Linked DNA regions of Homo sapiens: all the other regions are linked to region 3. A link is a loop called in an ENCODE intact Hi-C map of the cell type or tissue named here. Cell type or tissue: PC-3. All regions are shown on one strand.

What was found. Hi-C counts contacts between places; a loop is a spot of excess contacts. Peaks named below come from ENCODE experiments on the same cell type or tissue, not always from the same donor. Only the 100,000 strongest peaks of a DNase experiment are listed, where the experiment ranks them.
Region 1: it touches region 3 in a loop (3-fold over the local background); 17 of 110 quality-filtered maps call a loop at or near these places.
Region 2: it touches region 3 in a loop (2.6-fold over the local background); 5 of 110 quality-filtered maps call a loop at or near these places.

Annotation. Positions count from the first base shown.
Region 1 is chr14:52,410,485-52,418,484 of GRCh38, reverse strand. No RefSeq gene overlaps it. Among named protein-coding and RNA genes, the nearest start is that of PTGER2, 100 kb to the right of the region's middle. In PC-3, no CTCF peak of the experiment used is centred here; a DNase peak (open chromatin) is centred at 4,234; H3K4me3 peaks cover 366 bases; H3K27ac peaks cover 735 bases.
Region 2 is chr14:52,344,841-52,352,840 of GRCh38, reverse strand. No RefSeq gene overlaps it. Among named protein-coding and RNA genes, the nearest start is that of PTGER2, 35 kb to the right of the region's middle. In PC-3, no CTCF peak of the experiment used is centred here; DNase peaks (open chromatin) are centred at 3,890 and 4,330; H3K4me3 peaks cover 1,673 bases; H3K27ac peaks cover 3,646 bases.
Region 3 is chr14:52,295,721-52,303,720 of GRCh38, reverse strand. No RefSeq gene overlaps it. Among named protein-coding and RNA genes, the nearest start is that of PTGER2, 15 kb to the left of the region's middle. In PC-3, a CTCF peak has its summit at 3,823 (motif pointing left); a DNase peak (open chromatin) is centred at 3,830.

The sequences.
Region 1 (8,000 bases), 110 kb before region 3:
GGGAACCCCTGGTTAAAGGGATTTTTCTGTCTTTCTTTCTTTCTTTTTTTTTTTGAGACAGAGTCTCACTCTGTCTCCCAGGCTGGAGTGCAGTAGTGCAATCTTGGCTCACTGCAACCTCCCCCTCCCAGTTTCTAGCAATTCTCCTGCCTCAGCCTCCTGAGTAGCTGAGATTACAGGTGCCCACCACCACGCCTGGCTAGTTTTTGTATTTTTAGTAGAGACGAGGTTTCACCATGTTGGCCAGGCTGGTCTCGAACTCCTGACCTCGTGATCCACCCGCCTCGGCCTCCCATAGTGCTGGGATTACAGGTGTGAGCCACCACGCCCAGCCAGTTAAGGAGATTTTTCTGAAGCTCTTAAGGAGTAGAATCAGAGCTTGAACCAGGCATGCAGACTGCAAGTCAAGGGTGTTTCCCATAGACCACAAGTTAGGTAGGAGCAGTTGATGGGAGGCGAGGGGTAGGGGTAGAGGGATGGATGTTGATGGAGGTGAATTAAAATCTTATGGCAATTTTCCTTTAAAAACAATTTTTTTTTAAAGTGAAGATGGAGTGACAGTCAAGATCAGAAATTTTCAGATTGGTAACATTTTATGGGATGTTGTTAGTATGGATGTTCATCATGTGAGTGTAATCTTTCTGTTTCTAGGCATGAAAAGCAGGAAATGCAGGAAAACAAGACAGAGGAAATGGTAGATCCATTTGTATCTTTTAAGGAGACATGGTGAAAAAAAATCCATGATAAGCTGTAAACCTGAAGATGAATCATGAAAAAATAATTGCCATGAAACTGTAGTAAATTCCCAGGTGTGTGGGGAAGAGAGACTCCATGTTTTAGAAGATAAATTACACTCAAGTCCCAAGAAGGAAGATCTGAGTGGTAGATGTTTCCATTTTTATATTACTAATGATGAAACTAAGGCTCAGAGAGGTAAAGGAGCTTGCCTAAGATGCTCTGAAAATATGTGGGAGAAACCACCAAACCATTATTATAATAAATGATCATAAATGATAAAATAAAGAAAAACCCATAAGAGAGGAAAATAAACGCCAGGACACTGTGAAAGGCCTGGCAAATGCAACCTACAATCCATTTTGTGATATTGATGAACTATAACATCGATTTACCCTGTTTTTGTCACCAAAGGAAGCCACTGAGCCATGGTTATGAGATTTCTTCTTGGACATTTGAAAGTGAGATTTTCCAAATTCTTATTTTTCAGAAGTTGATGAATTTCAGCCCTAGGCAGGATTTTTATAAAACAAATTTAAGGGAGAATATATTTTAGATAATTTATTTGTGCTGCCATTTATCACCTGTTGGTTGAAGACTGGTGTTTTAGGTGATGCTGTTATAAGTAGTACTGCAAACACTTTCTGCTTTTAAGTGTGTACAGGTCTCAGAATCTGAATTACATGGTATAGTGCTTTTGTAAAGTGTATGTTTTCAATGGTATAAAGGACTTTTAAAGTTTATTTTGATATTTTAAATCATCAATCACCTGTATATAGAATTTGTTGTTTTTCACCTTTTCTACGTTGTTACAAATGTATCCCAGTCACTCGGCCATAGTTGTCTAGGTTTTCACAAAGGTGTTTCTTTTCTCCATGTCTTTTCCAAAAGACTTTCCAAGCTCTAGGATTCAAGGCAGACCTCTCATACCTCTTACATCTTACTTAAATCTGATTTGGGCTTCAGGGAAAACACTGAAGACACAACCAGTACCTGAAACATTTTTAGTCTTAGTGTTTTGATTTATCCTTGGTCACTTCCCCTAGCCTATGAAGGGAATTTCTGATTGAGTTCTGCATCTCTGATTTTTAAAATTTTGATCATAATTCATTTTTCCTGAGAAAGCATTTTTATATTTTAGGAGTATAAACCCAAGAATTCACAAAGGTATTTTTTCTTATAGGAATGCATGAGATGATTTGCCTTTCTAAAAGTAAATGTAAAACCTATAAACTATGTGATTATACTTTCCCAAGTTTCTAGGAATCAACCCAAGTGCAATTATTATAAACATGTAAGAAATCATGTCTACCATTGAAAATATAAAATTTAAAAATATATATTTGTTCATAACAGAACCTATAATCAGCAACTTCTTTGTTTTCCTTGTCTTACTGTTCCTTCTTGTAATTGTTGACAGACACGCATTTTAAAAAGAATGAAAGTTCAGTATTTGTGGGAAAGAATTTCAGAGTTATTTCTAGTAATTCCCTTGCTCCCTTAATGAGCCGGTATGAGATTTTTTTTAATGTGTAGAAGACTTTATTTTGTTAACACTTGCTCTAATCTAGCTTCATAAAGTGGAAGTTTTCTCTCTCCACTGATGCTATGGGAAATCTGAGAATTCAGGCCCTATCCATTGCTGTTGGTCCATCCCCCTGAAAATGATCTTTAGCTTTTGGTCTGCTAGAGAAAAATAATGATTTTTATGGCTCCAAAGTGTCCTTTTAAAATAGAGATTTTTTTGATATCTTTCAACTCACCTTTTATGTTTTCTGATAATAATAAAATAATCCTCTGAGTAAATGCCCTTTTATACAGATGTGTGACAAGTAGTTGAATGGACAGAACTTCTAGTTGAATAAATAATTTTGTACTTTTTTAAAATTAAGAATTACTTTTTTTTTTTTGAGACAGAGTCTGGCTCTGTGCCCAGGCTGGAGTGCAATGGTGCTATCTTGGCTCACTGCAACCTTGACCTCCCAGGTTCAAGCGATTCTCCTGCCTCAGCCTCCCGAGGAGCTGGGACTACAGGCACACGCCACCATGCCCAGCTAATTTTTTTTTTTTTTTTTGTATTTTTGGTAGAGACGGGGTTTCACCATTTTGGCTAGGATGGTTACTATCTCTTGACCTCATGATCCACCTGCCTCAGCCTCCCAAAGTGCATTACAGGCATGAGCCACTGCGCCTGGCCCAAGAATTACTTTTTAAATGAAAATCCACAGATTCTTGTTTTATATTTTTGGATTTTCAGATCTTGATATCTTTTCAAGAAAGGCATAGTCTTGATAAATAATATTCAAAAATATATTAACATAAATACTATGTATGTTCCTGTAATTTCAGAGCTTCACTATGTATGCCCATATATGTATATGTGTATATATGTGTGCCTGTGTGTGCGTGTGTTTCTGGTACAAATTGATTTAATAAACTATTTGAAGAAAAAACTATCCCTGATTACCTAAGTCAGATTTTATCATATGAAATTTAGCACATTGTGTAGTTTGTTCTATTCCGTGTGTTTCTGAATTGTTTTAGTTGTCATTAGTGCTCTCTGATAGTTACCAAAAAAAATAGTTGTAAATATTTGTAACATCAGGAATCTTGTTTCACCTTTGGTTTAATAGTCTAAAATTCTTTGATCCTGAATACAAAGAGAAGTCCCAGAACATTTAGGAAGGTTGATGGAAGGGTAATTGGAACCCAGGACTACATTCTATCTACACATGCACCTAGTAAGCTAGAGGCTGACTGCTGAAACTGCAGGTAGAGGTGGCTCTGTTAGAGGACCTGTGCTTGCTTATGCAGAGCTCCACTCCACAAATATCCTATATCTAAGGAGGGATTTTTTTACTTGGGGTCTGTAATACACATAGGTAAAGTGGAGTGTACATGAACATGTATGCATTCTTCTGGGGGTTAGACCCATTTTTCTTTTTTTTTTTCGGTGGTAGGGGGGGATTGGAGGGGGACGGAGTCTAGCTCTGTCACCCAGGCTGGAGTGCAATGGCATGATCTTGGCTCAGTGGAACCTCTGCCTCCCAGGTTCAAATGATTCTCCTGCCTCAGCCTCACCAGCAGCTGGGATTACAGGCGCCCACCACCCCACCCCGCTATTTTTTTGTATTTTTAGTAGAGATGGGGGTTTCACCATGTTGGCCACGCTGATCTTGAACTCCTGACCTCAAGTGATCTGCCCGCCTTGGCCTCCCAAGCGCCCGGCCCTAGACCCATAGCTTTCTTTAGGTTGTCAAAGAGTTTCATGACTGCAAAAAAGGCAGAAAAACTATTAAAGCTAACAAGATGACTGTATCCAATTAACTATTTATTTCAGTTTTTCTAAATATCGCTTAATAGCCTGAAACATAAATTTATCATGATTCTCTTCTCTGCTTCTTAAAACCCAGATGCCAGTCAACAAATTAAAGAAACTTTATTGACATGAATGGTACAGGCATATGACTAAAGCAGAGAAAGTACAATACGGTTTCATTTTATGAGAGTGACGTGTTCCTGAAGACTTGGCAATATTCAAAACTTGCATATTTCATGTTTAATTGCTCCCATAGAACTGACAAAGATGTTTACTAGCAAAACTGGCCAAGACATACGCCAATAGCATAAACACAGTTGTTAATTCCCTCATCCCTCCTCCAACTTAAAATCATAATTCTTCAAGATAAAAAAATTGTATTTACATCATTTCTAGTTTTGTGCTGAAAGTGAAACTTTATTGATATTTTTAGTTCAGCCTTTTTAAGTGAATTAAAGTTTTCCACAGAACACTGAGTCAAAATGAAAATTAAACACACACGTACACACGCTACTGGGTATATATCCAAAGGAGATGAAATCACTATGGTGAAGAGATATCTGTACTCCCATATTTATTTTAGCCCTATTCACACTATGCAAGATACAGAATCAATCTAAATGCCCAGCAATGAATAAACGGAGAAAGAAAAAAATATGGTAAATATACACAATGGAATACTGTTCAGCCATAAAAATAGGATGAAATCCTGACATTTGTGACATGGATGAACCTGGAGGACATTATGTTAAATGAAATAAGCCCAGCTGGGCGCAGCGGCTCACACCTGTAATCTCAGCACTTTGGGAAGCTGAAGCGGATGGATCACTTGAGGTCAGGAGTTCGTGACCACCCTGGCCAACGCAGTGAAACCCTGCCTCTACTAAAAATACAAAAATTAGCCGGGTATGGTGGTATGCATCTATAATCCCAGCTACCCGTGAGGCTGAGGCACGAGAATCGCTTGAACCTGGGAGGCAGAGGTTGCAGTAAGCCGAGATCGCGCCACTGCACTCCAGACTGGGCAACAGAGTGAGACTTTGTCTCAAAAATAAGTAAATAGATAAAAAAAGCCAGGTCTAGAAACTCAAATATTGCTTGGTCTCATTCACATGTGGGAGCTAAACAAGCTGATTTCATAGAAGTAGAGAGTATAGTGGTAGTTACCAGAGACTAGGGTGGCTAGAGGGGTAGGGTATAGGAAGATGCTGGTCAAAGGATACATAATTACAGTTAGATAGGAGGAGTAAATTTCAAGATATCTATTGTATAGCAAGGTGACTATAGTTGATGGTATATTGTATTATTGAAAAATGTAAACAGTGGAAGTTATGTGCTCTCATTACAAAAATGACAGCTATGTGAGTTAATGTATTTTTAAACTAGCTAGAGTTGTTAACCATTCTACAATGTATATATACTTCAAAACATCATGTATACAATAAAAACATACAATGTCATCTGTCAATTTTTTAAAATGGCTGCCCTGATCCAACACATGAGGCCAAAATAAGAGTGGTACCAGCATAGTAATGTGTGTAGTTCAGCTTGGGAGTGGGTTTAGAGGGGCCCGTTCTGAGACTTGGGCTGTGTAGTGTAAAAGTACACAACTTACATTCCAAAAACTTTCTGAGTGATTAAATAATGCATGAGTGAACCATACTGTATTGGTTATTCAGCCACTCCTTTCTGAATCTTTTTTTTTTTTTAGGTTAAAGAGCTAATAGTCTTTTGAAAAAGAAGTATGAGCTCAGCTTTCAAAAGGCAAAAATTTTATTTTCATCATTTACATCCCTGGTAACAAGAACCAGCTGCTAGGAAACAGGTCCCAGTTATGTATGAAACTCCAATCTGCTAGAGTTTCAACCTCAATTTATCAACCTCAAATATTAATAGATCTTTAATGAAAAGCTTTTCGTTTCTGGCAGAACTTTGGTGATGAATTTCTACTCTAGGATTCATTTTTGAGATAAGCCAAATTCACTAAAATTAGGCCTTCTTTACTCTGCTTGTGGCCCTTGCTCGACCTGTAGTTTTGGACATTAATCATTTCAAAGTAGCATCTTTTGATCACATTGGCACTACAAGATGCTTTTTTCATCTCTGGTCAGCAATTTTTTGAGCCTTTCTTATTTCTACATGAGCCAGGAAACTCAGCCCAAGCTGGGTTCAGCTACTATGTTAGCTAATTCTATGTGCCAACTTCTCTAGGTTATTGTGCCTAGTTGTTTGATCAAACACCAGTCTAGATGTTGCTGTGAAGGTATTTTTTTAGATGTAACTAACATTTAAATCAGCAGACACTAAGTAAAGCAGATTAACCACTATGGTGTGAGTGGGTCTCATATAGTTAAAGGCCTTAAGAGAAAAGACTGAGGTCTCAAGGAAGAAGTTCTGACTCCAGTCTGGCTTGGGACTCAGGAAGGCATCAATTCCTGATGGAATGTCTAACAGATTTCAGACTGCCAGCCCCACAATCACATGAGCCAATTCTTTAAAAATATCTTTTTTTTTTTTTTTTTTTTTTGAGACGGAGTCTCTCACTGTGACCGGGGCTGGAGTGCAACGGCGCGATGTCGACTCACTGCAATCTCCGCCTCCTGGGTTCACGCGATTCTGCTGCCTCAGCCTCCTGAGTAGCTGGGATTACAGATGCACACCACCACACCTGGCTAATTTTTTTTTTTTTTTTTTGAGATGGAGTCTTGCTCTGTTGCCAGGCTGGAGTGCAATGGCGTGATCTTGGCTCACTGCAACCTCCACCTCCTGGGTTCAAGCGATTCCCCTGCCTCAGCCTCCCAAGTAGCTGGGACTACAGGCACGTGCCACCATGCCCGGCTAATTTTTTGTATTTTAGTAGAGACGGGGTTTCACCATGTTGGCCAGGATGGTCTTGATTTCCTGACCTTGTGATCTGCCCACCACAGCCTCCCAAAGTGCTGGGATTACAGGTGTGAGCCACCGTGCCCGGACAAAATAGTCTTTATTTTATATATATAAATATTATATGTAAGTATATTCATATATAAAGATATTTAAGGGATATATATATTTATTTAAGGAGTGAATACACACACACAAATTATACTGGTTCTGTTTCTCTGAAGAATCTGATACAACTCAGATGAGCCTTATTAGTGGAGTGGGATTATTCATGCCCGCTGGGAGCAAATTAGATCAATGATTCTAAAACAATGGGCCTATGGAAGTGCATCAGGCACTGCTAATGGGGAGAAGGAAGGTGCTGACAGCTGGTACTCTGTTCCCCCTTCCTGAGCTTCAACCAGAGTGACTTGACTTCTGTTTATTTCATATATTGGAGGGTGGTATGAATGGTACTTAAAAAAATTCCAGTGCTAAAAATAAAACTTACAGATTTATGGTTAAGATAGACCAATATCTCAAAGTTTAAGTATGTATGGTGTCTGCATGAAATTTTTTACAAAATAATTTTTCATTGATGATGAGGTCATATCTCAAAATGGTCCAAATATATATTTTGTAGTCAATAAGATATTCCTATGATAAGGATTTTTTCAGGACATATTCCATCCCAGTAGCTTGATGTTACCCAGCTCTATAGTTTTATAAATATGTAGGAAAATACAATTTACTTTGTTTCCCAAATGTAAGTCCATCTTCTGAAGTGGCCTTTAATTATGGCAGTAATCTCTAAAATCATAAAAGGCAGGGAAATGTGTATTTGATGTCATGTTCCTGATTTGTTTTTATAAGATTCATGAAAAGACTAAACCAAGGTGTGGACACAGGATCGGGGACTAGATGGATCCTCTTTTGGCTGTTATAGCAGGAACTATAACAGGAAGGGACTATGACAGGAACTATAGCAGGAAGAAAGAAAAACGTGCCTTGGAATTCATAAAATTCTGAAGTAATGGTGACAGGTGTGAAGTGGAATAAAAGCCTGGGGTGTTGTGGGCTGAGG
Region 2 (8,000 bases), 49 kb before region 3:
GAAGTTCTCATCTCTTGTGTTTTCAAGTCCTGAACGACAGGGATTATGTCTGATGCATGTTTGGTTTCCTTGTGCAATGCTTTGAAGTGTCTCCCTTCCAGGAACACACAATTCAAGAGAAAAGTAAGATAAGTACACAAACAACTATAGTTCTAAACAAATGAGCAATTGCGTTATTTGAAACGTTTTAGAGGCTATTTTAGAAAGAAACGCAGCTGTAGTATTGTCAAGTACACAGAGTAAATTGAATTCACTGCCAAGTATTATTAAATTTTAGTTACTGATGATGGCACAAGTTTTTGTTGAAATGTTAGACTTGTTTTGACCTTCAAATTGTGTTAAAAAGTTTTAACCAGTTTAAATTTGGGTGTATCAACATTTTAGTTTTCTGATAATTAGTTGGTTTGGGGCACACCGCACAGGAAAAGGAAGAACAGAGAGGTTTTACTCAGAATCAGACCACTGTGGTTGTTTTTCTCCCAGGGTGATACGTCTTTAGGGGCATAAAAGGGTTAAGGGAAAAATCGTAAAAGCACCACAGTGCTTACAGTCCCTGAGTTGCTTCACTGAATATAAAACCAAGAAATCTCCTGTTAGCCAATCATTAATCTAGGTGTTGACAGCCCATTCAGTTTACTGACATTTATATAAAGCCCAGAGAGCTGAAGAAAATCAAATCAGGTTTTAAAGCACTGGAAAGAATGACATAGTTAAAATATAAATGTCTTTCTTAAAAGTTGATCATTACTGGAGGGGAAAATATCACATCCCTGAGAGATGAAATGTTTCAGGTCAGTAATTGTACTCTGTGGGTTGTACCTATCTGGAGCTGCATAGAAATGTACTGATGTGGCCCTGAGCATCTCATGGGCCCTCCAGGGCGGAGGATGATGTCCTCCTGGGCCAGACGGCATCAGAGGAGAAAATCCACCCTGGGGGAAGATAAATGTTTTGTAATAAGTGTGAGCAATTGGCTGAAGGGAACAATTACTTTTATCTTTGCTACTGAGCCTCTGGATTCTGCCAAGTATATTTATGCTCCTTGGCAAAGACTGGATTTTAATTTCTTGGCAAAACACACACAGACATCTCTCTTACAATATCTAGTAAAAGATTCTACTTTGTAAACACTCATTCTACAGGGTTTAGAAGCTAGTGTGGGGGATTAGATCACATGTGCCTCCTTAAATCTTCAGAGAGGAAAGAATTCTTCAGGAAGGGAAAACTTCAAGGCAGTTAAGCAGAGGAGGTCTGCCTGGTGAGTTATTTAGTCTGGCTCCTCTCCTTTTAAGTGCTCTCACTGATTCTGAGAGACAGGTTGAGTTCTTGATGCCGTTTAAAAAACGTAGCCATACCCTCCAGCTCACCCTTCGGCTCCTCATGAATTCTGTGCCATCTTGGGCTTATCTTTGTTTCTAGCTGGTGTGAATGTGACGATGTAATTTCAGCACTATGAAGTCACTGAGAACACTGGAGCTAGCGGTTACTGAGGTTATTAAGTGTCACTCAGGGCAGAATTCCCTATTAAATTGAGCCAAGGATACAGGCATAAGTGAGCTCCTGGCACAGGGCACTAAACAAAACTGACAGAAAGAAAACTTTGGGTTGCTGAAACCAATGGCCTTCTCTTGTGAGCAAATGCTCTGACATGGAAAAATGCTTTGCCTAGTGAGACAGATTGCCTCCTGCCTGTGGCCATGCTACTTAGGAGGAGCCGTATGATGCGATCCTAAGGTCCGTGATCAGTGATTCTGAACAGCAACTGTTTTGTTCAAAGGTTTGTGATCTGGGACCCCAAACAGCAACTGTTTTGTTCAAAGGGAGAGGTGTTATGTAGCAAAATCATCAAGTTGATTTTTTTCCTAAGTGCTATGCATCTAGTGCATGGTAACATGTGGCCTACCTACTCTCAGCTCCTGAGATTACAGACAGGCTCCTGAGGCAAATAGCCCTTAATTAAGGTTCTGGTACTATTAACAAGGATTTAAATGTTCATAGTTTAAGCCCCCTTTTTATAATGAACAAAATGATTCTTTACACCCAGCCATACTAATTCTACAACTTCTAATCCTGAGCAAGGATGGCGAATTTGTGACACATATGAGATAGCTCTCCTTGTTTGGTGCCCTGGCAGACATTCATTCACTCATCATGACATTCCAATAAGTCTTCAGAATTCATGTCAACAGAGCGCTCAGGCAGCTGTTGCCCAAAAGGCTTCTTACAGGAGTATAAGAGTGTGTCATGGCATCCAAGAGCAGAAATGCAGGAATGGCTTGCTACTGGAACTTTTCATTTTATTGGAACCTGTCATCACTGTTCCTCCTTGAGCTTTTAGGGTAGGCAAATAATGACCCCCCGTCCCCCACCACACATAAGGTGTCCTAATTCCTGGAACTTGTAAAATGCTACTTTATATAGCAAAAGGAACCTTGCAATTAAATTAAATATCTTGAGATGGAGAATTTATTTTGGATTATCCAGGTGAGCTCAGTGTAATCACAAGAGTCCTTAGAAGCGGGTAAGAAGGTCAGAGTCAGAGAAGATGTGACCAATGGAAGCAGAGTGGAGTGATGTAGCCATAAGCCAAGGAATTCAGGCAGCCTCAGATGGAAAAAGCAAGGAAATAGAATTTCTCCTATCGCCTCTGAAAGAATGCAAACGGCCAGCCAATTTTAGACTTCTGACTTCCAGCACTGTAAGATCACACATCTGTATGTCTTAAGCCATTAAGTTTGTGGTAATTTGTTACAGCAGCAACAGGAGATTATACAGCACTCATCTCCTTTGTTTCTCTTTACTGAATGGCTTTTTCTGCCCTTTAGTTCACAGAGCAAAACATGGCCTCCCCAGAATGCCCAAGCTTACACATGGCAGGGACTGTCACACACGTAGATTCTGACTCAGCTTTCTCGTCTCCATTTCCAAATACCAAAAAGAGAATGTGCCCAGGACAGCTTGGGTCAGGGGTTTTCCCCTTGGTTGGCCAGCCAAACCCAAGGTGCAAGGCCATACCACATCATGTTTCTTGTTTTGTGTGTGTGTGTGTGTGTGTGTGTGTGTACCCATAAATATTAATATCTTGGTTCTTGTCCTTCAGTATAAAGAATTGCTTTCTAGAGATTTATAGCTAATTGTCCATGTGCTGTTTACATTACTGTTCTTAGTGTGAGATTATATATTTTTCCAAAATCACAATGACCACACTTATTTCTTCATGTGCAAAAACACAGTTTTCTTGATTGGGGAGTTATTAGAATCCTAATATTTTACTTCCATTTTTTTTGTTTGTTTTTCTCATGCCATCTTTTAAGAGCAAAAGATAGGGCATGCATCTTGATTCTTGATTAGATAATGCAGTCCATAATCCATGTAATTATCTGGCGTTGGCACTATTCACAACAGCTGCTAACTAGATACGACCTGTATGCCAAATAAATAGGATAAATTTCCTGCCCACAAGGTTATATTCTAACAAAGGAGGCTGTGTTCTAGAAAATTTTGAATAATGAGATTTGGGAAAGGATTATACATTTTATCGTGTACTCTGCTTAAAAAATAAGTATGCTCTTCTTATGTCAGAACATGCTGTGAAAATAACAGTCACTAATCTTACCAAACAGAAATTCCATCTTAATGCCATATTTACTGACATACAATATTTACAAATTTGCAGTGATTCTTAGGAAAAGAATTCCCTGCTTTATCTCCTGTGATATGGTTCAAAAAACCCAAGAATACTAAGTTAGGCTTCTGCAAGTTAGCCCTGCATTAGAAAGAAGTGTTTATTAGTTAAAAAAGTACCATGTAAATTAAGCATTCCTGTGTGCTGAGCAAGCAGGCAACGTGGACTCATACTTAGAGATCTGAACTGTGGAACCATGGAACTTCTTAGCCAACTTTGTCAGTAAGTTGTCATTTCCGTGTGGCTGTTTAAATGTTTAACACAGAATCTGCAGCCCAGAAAATCAACAGCAGATCATTTGTTAAATGAGTGAGTGGTGGTAACATTTTCCTTTTGGTATTCTTCAGAAAACATGAACTGGTGTCAGGCAAGAGCCTCAAAAGCAAATGGGCTAGGGATCACTTTTTCCCAGTTGTGATTAGAATAGCAAACGTAGTCTAAAAAACATTGATCCAACCTATAATATTATGGCTTATATTTTAGGTTTAAAATATACCTAAACCATTATTTAAGTTTAGGTTTATTTTAAACTTTATAATTTTATTTATTTAAATAAATAAATTTAAGCCAATAAGCACGTAACATGAACCCATGGACTATAAAAAATATTGGATGAATCAGAAGTGGGTAACAGTTTTTGTTCTGAATTTTGTTGCTTGGCAGCAACAGAAAGCAGCCTTAGTCGATTGCAGCGCGCACTGTCCTGAGCAAATGTCCAAGTCTCTGGGCCCTGCCCTATCCAGAGATCCCTGACTAGGGAGTGTCACCAAAGTTGTCATTATGAGGTCTCTTCAAATAAACCCAACTTGGCAACTTTCAATGCAGGAAATATCTGCCATTCTCTCTCTTTTTCTCTCTCTCACACATAAACGTTTAGTCAATTTCCTCACCGTAGCAAAATTTACACATTTATATACTTCATCTTTGCAGACTTGTGTCTTATTTCTCCACATTAATAGACTATTAGTTTTTTAATTCTAAAAAATTTCAGACTCACAGAAAGCATGGAAAGTATACAATAAAGGCATAGGTGCCCGCTATTCAGAATTAACAAATATCAACAATGTGTTTTATTTGCTTCAGTTTTTTTTTCTTTCTTTTTTTTTTTCTTAAAATAGATGGGGTCTTGCTCTGTCACCCAGGCTAGAGTGCAGTGACGTGATCACAGCTCACTGCAGCCTCAGCCTCCTGGGCTCAAGTGATCCTCCCACCTTGGCCTCCCAAAGTGCTGGGATTCCAGATGTTTGTTTGTTTGTTTGTTTTACTTTGTTTTTAATAAATGAAAATAAGGGACAACTCCTCTTCTGTGCCACCCTTACTCTATTCCTGTCCCTCCGTCCCCAGAGACAGCTGTCATCAGGAAGTTACTGGGTATCTGTCCTTCTGAGTTTTTGTACCTTTACTACAGATGTCTGTATTCATAAAAATATTTGCTTCAGTTTATGTGTTTTTAAACTTTACACAAATGTCTGTTTATTCTATAAGTGAGCTGAAACTTAACTTTTTAAACTCAACATTGTTTTTGAGTGTATATGTAATGTATATGTAGCACATTTTATTTATGCATTCATCAGTTAATGAACATTTGGGTTGTTTCCACCTTTCTTATCCATAAGAAAATATTTAGATCTAGTTTACCCATTCATTTTTAACTGATGTGTGATTCTTGTCTAATAGGGTGCAAAATATGTTTTCATTTGCATTTTCTTAATTACTAATGAGGTTGAACACATTCTCATATTTGTTTTTTCTTGGACATTTAGGTTCTTTCTTCTATAAATTGTCTGATCTTATCCTTGGCTCGTTTTTTCATTGTGTTGTTTGTATTTTCTTAGAGAGCTATAGACGTTCACTTTATAATCTTGTATGCTTTTTTGGCTACATGGGTGGCAGTGGTCTTTAAGAAGTTGTGGTTTATCTTTTTTACATCATTTATGGTGTCTTTTAATGTGTAGGAGTATTACATTTTGACGTATGCAGTTTATCACCTGTGCTTTTTTATTGTGTTAAAATATGTATAGCATAAAATTTACCATTGGTGATATTTAGCGGTGCAACCATCATCACTCAAACTTCTCATCACTCAAAAAGGGAACCCATATCCATTAAGCAGTTACTCCCCATTTTCCTCCCACCTCTGATCCTGGAAGCCACTAAGCTGTTAGCGCTATAAATTTGCTGACTCATGATATTTCGTATAAATGGATCCATACACTATATGGTCATTTTTGCCTGGCTTCTTTCGTTTAGTATAATGTTTTCAAGGTTCATCCATATTGTAGTGTGTATCAGTACTTCATTCCTTTTTATGGCTGAATAATATTGAGGTGTATGTGTATGTATATAATATGCATAATATGTATATATAGATAATATTTACACATAATATATTATGCATATATGTAATATATATGTAGCACATTTTATTTATCCGTTCATCAGTTAATGAACATTTCAGTTGTTTCCACCTTTCATAGTAGTCTGATAAACGTTGGTTAAAAAGTATCTGTTTGAGTCCCTGTTCAATTCTGGGGGGTATGGAATTGCTGGGTCATGTGGTAATTCTGTGTTTAGTTTTTAGAGAAACACCCAAAATGTCTTCTATAGCAGCTACACTATTTTGCATTTCTATCAGCAATTTATGAAAGTTCCAATATCTCCACAACTTTGCCAACACTAATTTTCCATTTAAAAAAGTGTTAACACAATTGCAGTGAATGTGAAGTGGTATCTCATTATGGTTTTGATTTACACTTCCCTAATGGCTTATGGTATTGATCATCTTCTCATGTACCTGTTAGCCATTTGTATATCTTCTTTAGGGAAACGTCTGTTCAAGTCCTTGCTATTTTTAAATGAGTTGTTCATTTTTCCATTGATGAGTTTTAAGTGCCCTTTATATATTCTGGATACTAGACCCTTATCAAATATATAATTTGCAAATATTTCTTCCATTCTATAGGTTGTCATTTTACTTTCTTGATAGTGTCCTCTCATGCACAAAAGTTTTTAATTTCTATGAAGTCCAACTTATCTATTTTTTCTTTTGGTGCTTGTACTTTTGATGTCGTATCTAAGAAACCACTGGCAAATCCAAGGTCATGAAGATTTACCCGTATTTTATTCCTAAGATTTTTTATGGTTTTAGCTCTTAGATTTAGGACTCTGATCTATTTTAATTTTTATATAACTGGACTTTCTTATAGATTTATAGACATTCTTTCTGTATTTTCAATATTAATGGTTTGGTTTTGGCTACATGGATGGCAAACATCTTTTAGAGTTTCTGGCTTGTCTTTTTATTTTATGCATGGTGTCTTTTATTGTGGAATAGTATTACATTTTTATGTATACAATTTATCATTTGTGCTTTGGGGGTCTTTATAGGAAATTTTTCTCTACTTAAGGTCATAAAATTATTTGCCAGTATTTTAATATTTTCCTCACCTTTATGTCTACACAATTTATCTGGAACTGATTTATATATACGATGAGTTAGGGAGCTAATTCTTTTTTCCTACATGGACAACTAATGGTCTCAACAGTGTTTATTGGCTTTCCCTCCTAATTTGTAAAACTACCTGTGTCATATACCAAGTTCCCATATATGATAGCCCTTTTCTGGGTTCTCGTTACTTATGCCTCTTCCAATACAACCTGATTTTAATTACGGGAGATTTATCATAAATCTTAGTATCTAGTATGGCAAGGACCCTCTCCTGGTTCTTCTTCAAAATTGTCTTCATGTGGCAGACAGAGTAATGACCCTCTTTCAAAGAGGTCCCATCCTAATCCCTAGAACCTTTCTTTTTTGCATGGCAAAAAGGACTTTTCAGATATAATTAAGTTAAAGATCTTGAGATAGAGAAATAATCCTGGATTATCCAGGCAGACCCAATGTAATCAGAAGGGTCTTTATGAGAAAAAGGGAGAAGTGTCAGAATCAGAGAAGAAGATATGATGATGGAATCAGAGGTCAGAGTGACGTGGCCATCAGCCAAGGAATGCAAGCAGCCTCTAAAAGCTGGAAAAGACTCCAGCTTTGTTCTTTTTGCTTAGGATTGCTTTGGCTATTTGGCCTCTTTTTTGGTTCCATATGAATATTAGGAGTTTTTTTTTTCTAATTCTATAAAAAATGATATTGGTATTTTGACAGGAATTGGCAGTATGGTTATTTTTACAATATTGATTCTTCCAGTCCATGAGCATGGGGTATATTTCCATTTATTTGTGTTATCTGTGATTTCTTTCAACAGTGTTTTCTGGTTCTCCTTGTAGAGATCTTTCACCTCCTTGGTTAAGTATATTTCCAGGT
Region 3 (8,000 bases):
TTTCTTCCACTGAAGCAGGATGGAAGCCAGTGTATGTGGGCACAGGTGCGGTAGTGTGCTGGAGCTGGTAGCGCAGGATGAGGAGGTTGTGGAAGAAAAAAAGAGGGAATGTTGGTGATTTCAAGTAGAAAAGATCTGTATTACTTCCTGAAATAGAAAAGTGCATTCACTGGGAAAATGTGGTCATTAATATCCTAATGAGGATAAAACGTAGTGGAACTTGGCATTTATAAAGGCAGGATGCCACACTTCCTTGTGAAGCTGGTTTCACATCCATTGTTCTAGATCTCAGTGGATGGCATCATTGCCCATGCAGTTGCCCAAGCTAGAAACCTGGAGTCATCCTTGACTCTTTCCTCTTCCTTGGCCTCTACATCTAAATAATCACCAAATCCCGTCGGTGATTATTTCTTATGTGTTTGTTTATTTATTCAGGGCCTCTCTGTCACTCAGGCTGGAGTACAGTGGCACGTTAGCTTACTGCAGCCTCGACTTCCTGGGCTTGAGCAATCCTCCTGCCTTGGCCTCTGATAGTGCTGGGATTGTGGGCATGAGCCATGGCATCTTGCCCTTGTGACTACTTCTAAACACACTGAGAGCTGTTCACTTCTCTGTATACCCACTGCTACTTTCTTAGGGCTGGTTACTTAAATCACTGCAGGTTAGGTCCCTCACTGGATTTCCAGCCTCTAGTCCTATTCACGTCTGTGAAATACTCTATATTGTAGCCTGATCACCTGATCATTCCAAAAAGGAGATCTGATCATGATACTCCTCTGCAATGCCTGTTCAATGTCACTTGATCGCCTTCAGGTGAAAGTCTAAATTCTCCAACTTGGCATATAAGACTCTTCATGCCCTGGCTCCTGCCTACCTCTCCACGAGACCGTGTTGTTGTCGGAGAAGAGACAACAACAATAAAATTTTGAAAACTGATAAGAAAATGGACAACAAATCACTGAGTTGGCAAATAAGGATAGTTTTTATGACATGAATTGTAAACCTGAAAATTAAAAAGTGAAACTTTTTTATAGTAGACAAAACGTACACAGATATATGGTATAAGAGTATTTCTAAATCAATGACAGAGAAGAACATAAACAGAAAATATTAAGCATAAATTGGGGACTGAGATAATGCCCAGAGGAAGGAATATTATCTGTAAAATCTAAGTTAAAAAGTATGTCCAATGCAAAGGCCTATGATACAATGGACTTTGGGGAGTGGGGGAAAGGGCGGGAGTGGGGTGAGAGATAAAAGACTACAACTGGATACAGTGTACACTGCTTGGGTGATGGGTGCACCAAAATCTCAGAAATCACCACTAAAGAACTTATTCATGTACAAAAATAAATAGGTAGACAAATACAAAAGAAATGCTAAAAATATTTTTTAATGGAAAATAAAAATAAAAAGTATGTCCAAATTGGGAGCCCACCCTTACCCAAATTTGCAACAATTTGAACATCAAAAAGAATATTGATTTAATGAATTGAATCACACTAAATTTTAAAAATCCATATTTCTATAGGGACATTAAAAAAAGAGAAAGCCAAAAAGAGAACTTGTAAGCCATCATTTGAGATGGCTTGACAATTGACTTCATACTTTGACAATTGGTAATGAAAGAAAGAATTAAGCATTTATCTAACCTTTATGTAAGAAATGTATCTTAGAGTAACCAAATAGCTCCAGCTGAAAGAGAAAGTTCTATTTTCAGAAGAATGCTTGCCAAGAATGTAGAAGAATGACAGAATTAGAAAATCAGCATTCTGTCACTCAATAAAAGGCTTAGACTATTACCCTAACCTAGGGATGAATCTTAGCAAGCAATTACTATTTATGTTCTCTAATATGATGAAGATGCAATGTGAAGTATACCACCATCTATGATAGATTTAAAAATTAACTTGAATTCATCGTATTTAGTTTTAACTTCAGATGTAAACTTCAGCAGTTGAGGAACAAGTTGAATGCCATGGTAAATGGCAAGCAGACAAAGTCAGGAATTAGGAAAACTGGCCTGGTTGGCTCTTCAACAAGTCAGAGTCATTAAAAAGAAGAAAGATAGGGCTGGGTGCAGCGGCTCATGCCTGTAAGCCCAGTACTTTGGGAGGCTGAGGTGGGTCGATTGCTTGAGCCCAGGAGTTTGAGACCACCCTGGGCAACATGGCAAAATCCTATCTCTATTTAAAAACACAAAAAATAGCTGGGCATGGTGGTGCCCACCTGTAGTCCCAGCTACTTGGGAAGCTGAATCAGGAGGATTGATTGAATCCAGGAGGTCGAGGTTGCAGTGAGCTGTGATTACACTGCAACACTGCAGCCTGGGTGATAGAGCAAGACTTTGTCGCAAAACAAAAAAAAAGGAGGAAGAAGAAGAGAAATCGGGCTCGATCAAGAGACTCAAAGGACATTTCAGCCAGAAGCAATGCATGGTTCTGGATTGGGCTGTGGGTTGAACAAATGAACTATACGGGACACTTTGGGAATAAATTGTGGAAACTTGAATATGGACTAGATATTAGATAAGATAAAAATGTATTGATATGGAAAGCTGGAGAACCTTAAGTTAAATTAGCAGGGGTTTTGGGTTTTTGGAGGGTAACTTTCTACAATGCTCACATCCTTTTAAATAATAAAAAGTGATTACAATACTAAGTAGTAGTAGTAGTTTGAAAGTGCAAAGAAGATGGATGAAGATGTCCCGACAGGCAGGGAGTGAAGCTCACCACCTCCGTTTTGGGCAAGGGCTCCACAGCGGGGATGGTCCTGCAGGATCCTGGCCTTTTATCTCATCTGTTAGACTACACCCAATAGAGGAAATGAGATTCCTGAGCAAGCCTTCCCCAAATAGAAAAGTTTTATGGGGCATTTCTACCTCTAGATTCCATGTGAAATAATTCATCTGCTGTTCTCTTACGACTTGTTATGTTATTTGAAAAGATGTTCATTGTTCAGGTCAGAAGAAAAAAGAGTTCTCAGGTTCCTATCATCCCCATCTTCTATTGCCTTTTTTGTTGTCTGGGTGTATAAAGATGGAAGGAGGAATAAGTACTTGTGAAGAAGCTATGGTTGTTCATGTTGCTCTTGATTCCAAGAAGCTTTGTGGCAAAACTGGGTTACAGAAGGAAATTATGCACCGTAATTAGGGTTTTTGAAATTCAAATCGAACAAACTTGAGAACATTTAGAGTGGACTCAGAGCTAGAAAGTGGCTGACCCTGAGGACCGTCCAAAGCGAAACCCCATCTCCTTTTGCAATTGGCATAGCAAGAGACACATTGGATTGTTGATCAGATTTGCCCTGCCTGGGTAGGCACCTAGTCAAATTAACTAATACATCAAAGATACAAATTCTTTCCTTTCCTTTTCTTGGTGCTCTGCGGAACTCAACATTAATAGGATACCAACAACAAACAACAACAACCAAAAAAAAAAAAAAAAAATTAAATGGGCTGATAGCACTTTTCTTTGGAAGTTTAAGGAAAAGTTATTAAACTATAATTCCATGTCAGTAACATTAGGACTTTGAGAGTAGCTTGCATCCTTGATTTTCTTTTCCTTTTCATCATTTTCCTGTCTACTGGGAACTTCAACTCAAAAAGATGATATATTCAATGCAAGAAAATTGATGTCACTTAAAAGCAGCTCTAATAATAGAAAATAAATTATTTATAGCTAGAGGGTGTCTTCTGTATCTAAGACTAGATTATCTACACCAGACTACACTACTGATAAACTGCAGTAGATTACTGTGTTTTCTTGCCCTTCTAAAATTCTTGACTATTGTGAAACATTGTCATGGTTATGAAGTATTTTAAGCACTTGTGCTCCCTCTAGAGGAGCAATATAAAAAAACTCAGGGCTGTCAGTGTTTGCCAAGATTTTGAGGTTAAATTTTGGTGTCATTTAAAGAAGAAAGAACTCATGTGGAAATAATTATCAAAATCTAATTTTAATTAACTATAATTTATAAATTATAAAAGTAGCAATTCTCCATAATCATACATTTTAATATTACTGTTTCTAAATTGAAATATGTCTTTCCACTTTTGTCTGCTATACAATACACATACAATGCTGCTTCCTGTTTTATTTTCTCATATTGTATTTTCTTTTTAATTTTTTAACTGTTTTTCGAGACAGGGTCTCATTCTGTCGCCCAGGATGCAGTACAGTGGTTCAATCTCCGCTCACTGCAACCTCTGCCTCCTGGGCTCAACCGATCCTCCCACCTCAGCCTCATGAGTAGCTGAGACCACAGGTGCTTGCCACCACGCCCGGTTAATTTTTTGTATTTTTGATAGTGACGGGGTTTTTGCTATTGTTACCCAGGCTGGTCTTGACTCCTGGCCTCCAACAATCTGCCCACCTCGGCCTCCCAAAGTGCTGGGATTATAGGCGTGAGCCACCGCGCCTGGACTACTTCTTGTTTGTTTGTTTGTTTTTGAGACGGAGTCTCGCTCTGTCGCCCAGGCTGGAGTGCAGTGGCGTGATCTCGGCTCACTGCAACCTCTGCCTCCCGGGTTCAAGCGATTCTCCCACCTCAGCCTCCCAAGTAGCTGAGATCACAGGCGCCCACACGTAAAAAATTAGCCATGCATGGCTAATTTTTTATATTTTAGTAGAGACAGGGTTTCACCATTTTGCCCAGCCTGGTCTCGAACTCCTGAGCTCAAGCAATCTGCCCACCTCGGCCTACCAAAGTGCTAGGATTACAGGTGTGAACCGCCGCGCCCGGCCTTACTTCTTATATTTTCCGAGTAACATTCTAATTATCATATCTACTGAGTAAATTGTAGTAATTTCTCCCACTGCTGGACAGCTAGATTGTTTTTAATTATTCAAGAACAACTACATTGAACATTCATTTGCATGTAGCATTTTCATGTTTGGGGTCTGTTCCAAGGAGTGAATCTCAGCCTTGAAATTACTAAATCAGAGAATATGATCTTTTGGGGAAATGACAGTACATATTTACACATTACTTCCTAACACAGTTGTGCTAATTTATAAATCATCAGCAATGTATGAAAATATCGATTTCAACACACCCTCCCACCACTGGGTACTACTTTTAAAAAAATGTTTGGATAATTTGGTGGGTGAAAAAATGCCATTTCATGGCTTTAATTTGAACTTTTCTGACTTTTGGTGAGGTCAAACATTTTTCCAAGTTCATGAGTTTTATTTTCTCCTTTGAGAATTCTCTGTTCATGTTTTTTACGCATTTATCTTTGGGGACAATGCTTTCTTAGTTATGTGAGCTTTTACGATCATTACAAGTATAATTACCACTACCACCACTACTAATTAGCTATCATTTGTTGGTCAACCATAATGAGTAGAATATTATGCCAAGAGCTTTATGTATATTTATGCCTTGCCACAACCTGCAAGAAGGAAGGAAATTGAGGTTTAGAGAAGCTAAATGACTTATCCAAGACCACATGGCCATGGACGAAATACTTTCTACTATCGCCTCTGCTTCATATAAAGATATAATAGAACCATGTCCTGATGAAGCCATTTCTGTCAACAATGGACTGCGTATATGGTGGTCATACAGTAAGCCAAAGTTAATTTACTATCAAAGAAAAAACCCTATTTTTAATTAAAAATAAATGTAATGTAAGTGTACAATGTTTATAAAGTCCACAGTAGTGTATAGTAATGTCCTAGGCCTTCACCTTCACTCACCACCCACTCACTGTCTCATCCAGAGCAACTTCCAGTCCTACAAGTTCCATTCATGGTAAGTGCCCCACACAGGTGAACCATTTTTTCCTTTAATACTATATTTTTACTGCACCTTTTCTATGTTTAGATATGTTAGACACACAAATACTTAGCACTGTGTTACAATTGCCTACAGTTTTCAATATAGTAACATGCTGTACTGGTTTGTAGCCTAGGAGCAATAGGCCATACCATATAGCCTAGGTGTGCAAACCTGTACCATCTGGGTTTGTGTAAATACGGGGTATGATGTTCTCACTACAAACTGCCTAATCACACATTTCTCAGAATGTATCTCTTCATTAAGCAATATGTGACTGTATATTTTTATTAATATATAAAATACATTAACTCTTGGCAATATTTTTCCCAGGCCTGTCTGCCCTTTTATTTTACCTACTTTTTTTGACATAAAGAAGTAGCAAATACTAATGTAACTGTAACCTTTTCAAAGCCAAACACATCTTGGTTTTCATTATATTTCATAATGGCTATTTGCAGTAATAAAAAGATCAGACAGGATTGGCTTTCTTTAAAAAAAAAAATTAGGGTTTAGATGAATGTGCTCCAAATTGTCAAACAGTTATTCCTAAATCATAGATTGACAACTTTTGTCTTCCTCATTGATTTGTGAGGCATTCTTTGTTATTCATATACTAAGACCGTATTTGGACTTAACTGTTTCATTGATCTAGGCCATTCTTTGTACACTTACCACATTGTTTTAATTATCATATCATTGTAAGATGATTAAAACAGAATAAGACTCACCATCTAACAAATATTTTTTTTCTGAATTTTCTCCCCTTTTTATTCTCTGAGTGAACTTTGAGATCATTTTGTCAAAGTAGGCAAAAACCCCCCAAAACCTATGTTTTTCTTTTAAAGAAAGAACTCAAAGCAGCAGAGATTTTGATTGTGGTTACATTAGACCTATAAATTAATTTTGAACATTATTTTTATATCCAGTCTTCCTAATCAGGAATAATCATCTGGTTACTTTTTCAAGTTTTATTTTATATTTCTCAATATAATTTGTATTTTTACTTCATGTTGTCACTACATGTCTTGTTAAGATTATTTCCAGGCATTACATATGTTTTAGTTGCTATTGCATATAGGACCTTTTGTTCGTTGGTTTGTATATGTTTCTGCTAGTATATAAACATATTATTAATTCCATATTGTCATATTTATAAGCTCTTATTTATTTTAATAGTTTATCAGATAATTCCTTTATATTTTATAGACATACAATATCATTTTTAAATGATATATTTCTTCTTGTGTGTGTAGTAAAGAGTCACCACAGCAGACCTGAGACTGCTATTTTTAGAAAGACCTGCTTGCAAGGTTGTCCATGGTTGACATCTGGTAACCTGGATTTTTGGAGGGTTCCCACCATTTCTTACATGATAAGGGTGGTTTATTTTGTTGGGATTGCTTTCTGCACACAATATAGTTTATGCCGAACACCTGCTATTTGTCTAGGAATTTGAAATTTTGGTATGTGCCAGGCATAGGCTGCCTACGCCACCAACTCTCCCCAAACCTTGGGTACTGAGTCTCTAGTGAGTATCCCTGATGGGTAACACTTCATTCGTATTGTTACCTTGTTGCTGGAGAAGGAAGCACATCTGTGTGCCTCTGATGGGAGAAGCCTCTAGGAAGTCTGCATCTGGCTTCCTCCTGACTTCATTCCATGTGATTCTTCCCTTTGTTTTTTTGCTTTGTATCCTTTCCGTGTAATCAACCATAGCCATGAGTGCAACTGTGTGCTGAGTCCTGCGAGTCCGTCTAGAGAAGCCTCGAAACCAGGGGTGGTCTTGGGACCCTTGACGCAATTTGTAATGCTTATCTGTTCTGTGTGGTATTTTTGGTCAAGTCTAGGTATCAATATTGATGGAGCTGCTCTGGGTGACCAGATGGCAAAAGGTTGGACCCCTCCCGATGTGATGCTCTGCCATCTCCTCTCATGTGCCCTACTCTTGCGAGGCTCTGGGAAGCTGACTTTGAAAATTACTTGTCCCAGCCGGGCACAGTGGTTCATGCCTGTAATCCCAGCACTTTGGGAGCGCTAGGCTGGTGGACTGCTTGAGCCCAGGAGTATGAGACCAGCCTGGGCAACATAGTGAAACCTTGTCTTTATAAGAAATATAAAAAATTAGCTGGGCATGGTGGCATGTGCCTGTAGTCCCAGCTACTCAGGAGACTGAGGTAGGAGGATCGTGTGAGGCCAGAAGTTTGAGGCTGTAGTGA